Regions from separate parts of the Homo sapiens genome. Here region 1 is linked to region 2. The links are chromatin contacts, found by Hi-C or POLR2A ChIA-PET in ENCODE. All regions are on one chromosome and are shown on one strand. The core of a region is the stretch at or near the end of the contact, and the rest is flanking DNA. Distances in the headings are between cores, read along the strand shown. Region 1 holds the start of HSDL2 (hydroxysteroid dehydrogenase like 2). Region 2 holds the start of CTNNAL1 (catenin alpha like 1).

Evidence for each region. Hi-C counts contacts between places; a loop is a spot of excess contacts on that map. ChIA-PET counts read pairs that join two places held with the same protein, here RNA polymerase II (POLR2A). Pooled maps may share reads with other maps.
Region 1: a pooled map shows a loop between it and region 2 (9-fold over the local background). The contact joins the promoter of HSDL2 here to the promoter of CTNNAL1 in region 2. A Hi-C loop is called at or near these places in 1 of 37 single-sample maps with no recorded cell type and 5 of 50 pooled maps. POLR2A ChIA-PET finds 5 or more read pairs at or near these places in 1 of 52 experiments (activated CD4-positive, alpha-beta T cell).

Annotation. Positions count from the first base shown.
Region 1 is chr9:112,377,549-112,381,654 of GRCh38, reverse strand. It overlaps HSDL2 (hydroxysteroid dehydrogenase like 2), which reads right to left and starts at 1,547. Exons shown (of 11, transcript NM_032303.5): 1 at 1,475-1,547. The coding sequence starts at 1,491. It also overlaps a transcript of PTBP3 not described here. RefSeq lists a silencer at 1,344-1,593 and enhancers at 1,814-1,933, 1,365-1,964, 1,964-2,213, 2,314-2,363.
Region 2 is chr9:109,011,906-109,015,571 of GRCh38, reverse strand. CTNNAL1 (catenin alpha like 1) reads left to right here and starts at 2,073. Exons shown (of 19, transcript NM_003798.4): 1 at 2,073-2,270. The coding sequence starts at 2,130. It overlaps TMEM245 (transmembrane protein 245), which reads left to right. Exons shown (of 18, transcript NM_032012.4): 18 at 1-437. RefSeq lists a silencer at 1,831-2,720 and an enhancer at 2,382-2,885.

The sequences.
Region 1 (4,106 bases), core at 298-2,797, 3.4 Mb before region 2:
GGGCCAGGCGCAGTGGCTTACGCCTGTAATCCCAGCACTTTGGGAGGCCGAGGCAGACGGATCACGAGGTCATGAGATTGAGACCATCCTGGCTAACATGGTGAAACCCCGTCTGTACTAAAAATACAAAAAAATCAACAGGGCGTGGTGGCACGCGCCTGAAGTCCCAGCTACTCGGGAGGCTGAGGCAGGAGAATTGCGGGAGGCGGAGGCTGCAGTGAGCCGAGATCATGCCACTGCACTCCAGACTGGAAGACAGAGCGAGACTCCATCTCAAAAGAAAAAAAAAGGAGGCGGAAGATCTGCCATGTACTAAAAATGTATGTCCCTGGGCACAGCGGTGCATGCCTGTAATCCTAAATACTCCAGAGGCTAAGAAGGGAGGAACATCAGCCTGGGAGTTCAAGGCTACAGGCCAGTCTGGGCAACATGGGAGACCCCGTCTTTAAAAAAAACAAAGAAAGAATGTCCCAAGACATACCAACTAAAAGTAGCAAGACCAAGAATAGAGTCTGCTGCTATTTTTAAGAAAGGGTATGTGTGTGTGTGTGTGTGTGTGTGTGTGTATCCGGATGTATACAAATTATGTTCATACATGCACGAAATAGAAACGTAAGTAACTGGGGAACTAGATTTTAGGGATGGGGAGACTCACTTTTTACCCTATACTCTTTGAACTGTTTTAAGTCTTTGGCTATATGCCTGCATGTTTCAGGCAAATTACAAAATCTGACAACACGTCACTCAACTCAAGATACCCAGACCTTACATAAACCAGAAAGTAGAATGGTGGTTGCCAATGTACGAGCGGAGGTGGGGAAGAGGAGTTGTTTCATGGATAGAGTTTCAGCTTGCAGATGAAAAAAGTTCTGGAGATTGACTGCACAACGATATGAATCTACTTAACACTACTGAAGTGTACACTTAAAAAACGGTTAAGATGGCAGATTTTGTACGTATTTTAACACAATTTTTTAAGGTGAAAAAAAAATCCCCCAAAGATACCCATGTTTTAAGATCGGTTTAGTTTCTAATTTGGAAATCATTTTTTAAACACTCCATTATTACTCTAGAATTGAGCGTCAGGAACAAGTGAAAACTCTTTAAACTCTGGAGCTGCTCCTGCGACCTTTCACCTAGAACTCACACGCATTCGGCCAGGCACGCACTCCTGCTAAACTCAGGGAGGGCCGGCACTGGGGGCGGCGTGGTGACTCCCCCTCGGCCCTTTACCCGTGGAAAAGGTTTCTACACTGCTGCCATCCTGTAATACAAAAGTTTGTGTTCCTTTTCACACGTTACCGCAGATTCTCGGTGCACAGTGCCCAGCGCGGACCAGAGCTCAGAGCGTGCCCAGGCAGTATCCTTGACCTCCCACAGCCGGGCCGGCCAGCCCGGGCGATCCGCGGCGGCCCCACCGAGACGCGCCCTTCGCCCGACAGGGTCTCTCCCCGCGCCGCCCCTACCCCCTTACCCGGTGTTGGGTAACATGACTTTCGTAGATCAGAGGAGGTGGCGGCGACAGCGGCGGCGGCGAGCAGAGAGCTAAAGCTGGACCGTCCCTCCGCATTTATCCCCGCCCCTGCCCCGCCCCTGCCCCCCCCGATGCCTGTGCGGGAACTGCGCGCGGAAAAGCCGGGATCGCCGAGTGCGCCTGCGTATGCAGTGGGCCTCCTGCGCCCAGCGTTCCTCTTCGTCGCCTCCCAAGCCTGGTCCCTGATTGCAGGCTCTCCGCGCAGGCGCTTTGAGGCACAGCTCCGCCCCGCCCCCTCACTGGTCGTACGGTGACAATCAGGCTCCTGTCGGCGCCTAGCGTCTGGGCAGCGTCAGCCGCTACGTCCACCTTTTCCCTGTCTCTAGGGGTTTCTCCTCGCGCCGCTGTGTTCCAGCGCCGGCTCCGAGCTGGGAGGGTGACTGAGCCCTGAGCTTGGGCCCTCCGAGAGGTGCGTTAGCTCTGGGTCTTCTTGCCCCTACGCCCGAGCCTGGCGTTCTCTCGGCCCCCTCTTAGGAACGCTAGCCCTGGGCAGAAATTGCCTTTGTGGCTGAAGTCGGCCAGCGTCGCGTTTCCACTCTCCCGCCGAATCTGGACCCAAGCCAGCCTTCCCTTGTGCATCGGTAGATAGCTTGTGTTAAGGCGCCAGCTTCTTGGAACAGAGCTCTCTGCAAAAGTCGCGCTGAAGAATTCATAGTCAAAAGCTGAACTTGCAGAAGTTTCTACTTCTGGAATGAGTGTTGAAATGAGATCAATTCTGACATTCAGTTTCGCTTTTGGGATTATGCCTTGGACTAACTCAGCTACTCTGATGAGCTAAAGACTGTAGTATATTTGAAGGAAGACACGAGGAACTGTTTTGTATTTTGTAGGGATAGAACAGGACCTTGAGGAGATTATTATATGAAGACTAGTTAAAGAAACTAGCCTGGAGATGGCTTATGTACTCTCTCCTTTGTTTTTGTTTTGTTTTTTGAGACGGAGTCTCGCTGTCGCCCACGCTGAAGTGCAGTGGCGCGGATCTCGGCTCATTGTAACCTCCGCCTCCCGGGTTCAAGTGATTCTCCTCCCTCAGCCTCCGGAGTAGCTGGGACTACAGGCATGCATCACCACGCCTGGCTAATTTTTTTGTGTTTTTAGTAGAGACGGGGTTTCGCCATGTTGGGCTGGCTGGTCTCGAGCTCCTGACCTCAAATGATTGGCCCGCCTCGGCCTTCCAAAGTGCTGGGATTACAGGCGTGAGCCTCCGCGCCCGGCCTCTCTCCCCTTTGTTATGGGCCCTAAATGACTCTATTTCCTCCTGCATATCACCTGCCCGACTCCTGTAGGCATTTGAATTGATGATTCATGATACGGTCTTTAGAGGCTCCAGAGGAATTTGCAAATTATTATCATCCACTAAGTGATTGCTGATTACCTGAGATACAGCAGCTCAAAAAGGACAAGGTCTCTGCCTATGGGAGGTATGAGTAGCCAGTGTGTTCTTTAGACTGTTGTTAAGCATTAGGTGTTTTAAGAAGAGTGTTGATAGAGACTGTTAGATGAAAATAACTTACTCTCCTCTCATCCTTAGGAGCACTTGCTGAAGCGTGTATATATCTGTCGAATAGAGTGAATTCTTAGTAACGGGGTGACATTTCCTTCATATCATCTAAAATGTTCTCTCCTTTTTGAAAGCCACAATATCTTCAGTCTGTTAGAGCCTCCTTTCTTGAATTTGTGTGCTTCTATTTCCATTTGTTACGGAAAGAGAGCTCAACGAAGAGGCAAAGCAAACAAAAAACCTTTGCCAATTTTTCAGTCATAACGATATTTTGTGAGCCTAAATACCTGTACTTACACTATTTTTATACTTTGCGATGGCTTTCACAGAAGGCAAATATATTCCTAAATTATTAGAGGTAGTTTTACCAAGCAAGTTTAAATCCATTGTATTCAGTACTTTGACTAGAGTTCATTTAAAGTGTGATTTGGAGTTACCCATGACCTTCTACCCCATTACCTTGATTAACCTAGTGTTAGATTAATGCTAGAGGTGAGGAATGGGTGAAGGAGAGGACTTGTGAACATAATTAGATCTTCATTTTGGAAGGTGAATAATTTTGGCTTAGAACACTTCTGACTGCAGCATGAAGAATAGTTTGTGAGTAGATAAAGGCACAGAAGCCATTTAAAAGCCCATAGTAATGTAATGTGTAAGAAAAGTAGTAACCTGAACTAAGGCAGTAATAGTAGAAATGAAAAGACATACTCAAGATATGGAACCTGGCAGATGTAACTAATGATTAGATGTAGGAGCAAAGGGGGAAGATGGTATCAGTGGTGACCTTCAGATTTCTGGTGTAAAGTCCTGGGAGGATGGTGATAACACAGTAAAGAAGTGAAAACAAATGGTTTGAAAAATAGATGTCTTGAAAGTCAGGTAAGTCTCACTCATTTCACCCCTTCTCAGCTTGATAAAACTACCTAAAAATGCAACAGTTTCCTGACAGACTACTGGTTACAACACATTCTCCCAACCAATTTATATCCCTTAAGTTTTGGTTATATGCAACATTAATGTAATTTGGCTAATTTAAACCAAATTAAAGGGGTTGGAGAATTTAGAAGAATT
Region 2 (3,666 bases), core at 824-3,323:
AAAGTATGGAAGCAAATCCTGATAATTTTGGCTTATTATCAAATATCATTTATTTTTTATTGCAGAGACCCAGCAGATGTAACTCTCATTGTAGCCATCCCAAAGAAAACCCTTCTTTGCCCTTTGCAGTGCCACTTATTTAGGTAACTGAAGTGTATTTCCAGTACAATTTGATTTTGAACTAAGATTTGATATAGAGTTGTAATTGCTTACATAACTCTTTGAAAATGTATCATCCCTGGGTTCTCAGGTGAAGGAGGCAATTCAAAAGTAAAAAAGAATATTCGAATACAATAAATACCCTCTGTTCTCACACAAATGCTGTTTCTTAGCTAACTTGCTTTGACAACCTACTGATGTAACTTCTTTATTAATGTGAAATATTTATATTTTGAAATAAAATTACTAGTGTTGAATGAATCATGTGGTAAACTTAATCTCCTGTGTGTTGAAAAACTTGATCTTTTGTGAAGCCAAAGTTTCATGAATCCATCCGTCTCTTAGGCCTTCTGTTATGCCATTTCCTCCGGCACCATTGTGTACACTGAATTCTTAGGAGATACTGTCAACTTCGTAAGGGAAGGTGTGTCCAGGAAGTGGACACTGGGCGCCTTAAAGAGGTCAAGGGCCCTCAGTGCACAGGGGAAGGTGGCCTTGTGATAGGTAAGGAAGTGGTGAGATGGTTGGCTGAGAAGAATTGGAAGAAAAAGTTGGATTGAGGACCTGTCCTTTTTGAATGAAGAAAAAGAAGCTGAAGCTTGGCTATCTTCAATACCAAAGACAGCTGTGCAGCACTGGTAGATTGATGAAGCTGAAGCTACAGGTTGAAGCACTGTGAAGCGCCTTTCAACGGTGCTTGGGAAAGAGCTTTCTTATGCCTCAGGTTGATGTACCCAGCTCATCAATCTGGTGTTATGGAAGAAGAAATGATCCAGGCCAAGGTGTCCGGGTGGACTGGCCAGCCTCAGATTCTTTTTTACTCTGACAGGTTCTCACTGGCAGATATGGTAGTTGACAAAACATTTTTTCATGCTTCTCAGTCTGTTGCTTAAGTCTGGAATTCCTTCACGGCGTGCATACTGCTGACAACCTCCTTTTGGCCTTGCTCCTGGAGACCTTAGAATAGGAGTCTTCAGCTCCCCGCCCCCATCGTGGGGCTCTGTGCGAGCTCAGAGTTGTGCTTACAGAACTGATTCTTACCCTTCCCCTCAAGTGAGTTGTCAGAAATACACACTTGGTGTTTTCATGCAATGAACAGTTATGAAGAAACTGCTCTGTGCCTGGCACTAGGAAAAAACTTCGAAAAATAGTTTTAAGAAGTAGTGTTGAACAGTAGATGAGGCTTTTTCATGTTTCTTTTAAATTTCTTTTGAATAAGTCTAAACAGTAGTGTGAAAGATATACTGACTTCCTGCCGAATACCCAGATACTCCATTAATGATTGCATTATCAAATGTTTCCCCTTCAATCCAGCTCAAAGTGTTTGTGAGAAATACATGGTGAAAGAATGAGCAGGGTGGAGTGGAAATTGGACCTTCCGGAGAAGCCCCAGGAAGACATTACCACTGGAATTCCCGTCCCAGGGGAAAGGCCCCTCCCAACAGACTTGATTCTGGTTTTGGTCTACCAGTTTCAACCCCAGCACAGCTTCCAGAAGTCTTTGCGGGAATTCAGAGCTGATTTAGGACGAGTCACCTATCGAGAGGACGGGAAGCTTTGCTGGGGACGCTTGTCTGTCCAAGTAAGAGGAGGCCATGTGGCTGTGTGACAGATGTGTTTTGTTTCTCCTCGCCACCCTGGCGAGAAGGTGCCTGGAACCCATGGAAGGGGTCTGAGAAGAGATAAGGGCGGGGCCATGTGGGGGCGGGACCCGGCTTAGGGGGTGGGGTTGCAGGGAGCCCACACCAGGCTGGACTGCGCGGGCGGGGCAGAGGCCGGGGGTGGGCGGGGACATACGGTGACGGGCGTCGGGGACGCAGGGTTGGCGGCGGAGCCCTGGGGGGGCGGGCCCCTGGGGGCGGGGTCTCGGTTGGCGCGAGTGTCCTGTCGCCGCCGCCTCGGGCGGGTGGGCTGACTGGCGGCAGGCTCGCCGCGGCGCGGAGTCCCGGCTGCGGGATAGACCGAGGGCCATGGCCGCCTCTCCCGGACCCGCCGGCGTTGGCGGCGCCGGAGCAGTCTACGGCTCCGGCTCTTCGGGCTTCGCCCTCGACTCGGGACTGGAGATCAAAACTCGCTCGGTGGAGCAGACGCTACTCCCGCTGGTTTCTCAGGTAAAGTGGCGCCTGGCGCGGCCCCTCTTCTCCTTCCCGCCGCGGCCCGCGATGGCGGCCGCCGCTCGCACGACCGGACGGGAGGCAGCCGCTGCCCCACTTTCCGCGCCGGCACTGCGGCGTTCTTGTCGGACCGCCTGTGTGGGGCTCCGGGACGGGCCTCGGCCCGGGCGGCGAGAGACTGGATAATCCAAACTCCGGCGGCAGGGTTGAGTGGACTCGGCAGCAGGGGAGGCTGCGGGGCGGGGGTGCCGGCCTGGGCCTTTGCCCCCAGTACCTGCCTCGGGTCTGCGGCTCCCGGGTGCCCCCGGCCGGGCGATGCCCCCTCCGCGGGGCGAGTGGTTGAGCCCAGCTCCCGAGGCAGAGAGGACCCCCGCGGGGCCCCTCGCTGGTACTTAGGGCCCTCCACGATAACCGACTTTGTCACCAGTTCGCAGCCTGGTCCCGAGCCCGGCTCCTCCGCCTGGGGTATTCCTCCCGGCCTCCCCGCCCAGCGTGCGCTCCCTGATCCTTTGTCCCTCCCCGCCGTAGGTCAGTTCGCTGGCCTCCCATTCATCCCGGCCACCCTACCCCTTCCCCTGAACCTGCTGCTGCTCACTTCTGCCCGCTTCTGTCCGGCCTCGTGGAAGAGTGACGTGGAGACTGTATGACAGTTAATCCAGATGCACACCGTTTTGCCAAGTCCCGTTTGGGATGTGTGCGTTACTGTATTTGCCAATCAGCTAACCGACGCCCTGAGTTTTAGGAAAGTTTTTGTTTCTCTGAGCTGGGTTATATGCAGCTTCAGGGCTAGAATTCCTCACTTAGGTCTGTGGTAAGATGCCAAGCACTGTGGGGAGTGAATTCTGTGCCTTCGGGAGCGCGTTGGCGATGTGTGACTCACATCTAGGTTGTAACCACTTCGTGACTCATACTAGGATTACCAAGATTTTAGAGGTAGAAGAAATCTTAAAGATTATCTGACTAAAAATTCTTTCTTTAGCATCCTTGACACCTGGCCACCAGTACCCTGCTTAAACATGTTCAGTGAAGGGGAGCCTGTAGCTGTTGCATAGAATTCTAAATGCTATTATCTCTTCTCCTGCCCAGCCCTGCGCATATTTGAAAACAGCAGTTACACATGTCCCTGGATTCCTGTTATGCTGGTTAAATAAACATCCCTATTTTCTTCACCTTCGCATGGCTAACGGAGCAGTGATGAATATATCTGACACTCTCCTTCCCTTTTCCTGTGTCTCATTGAGGCTCTGACCAGTGGGAAGGGGCACTGGGATCCCTCAGTAATGTCAGACCCTCCGCTCCTCGCCTATCTCCACTAGCACAACACAACCAAAACGAGAAACACTGGAGCAGTTTTAAGAGGCAGAGAGATAAGAGAGTGATGGAGTTCAAGTTG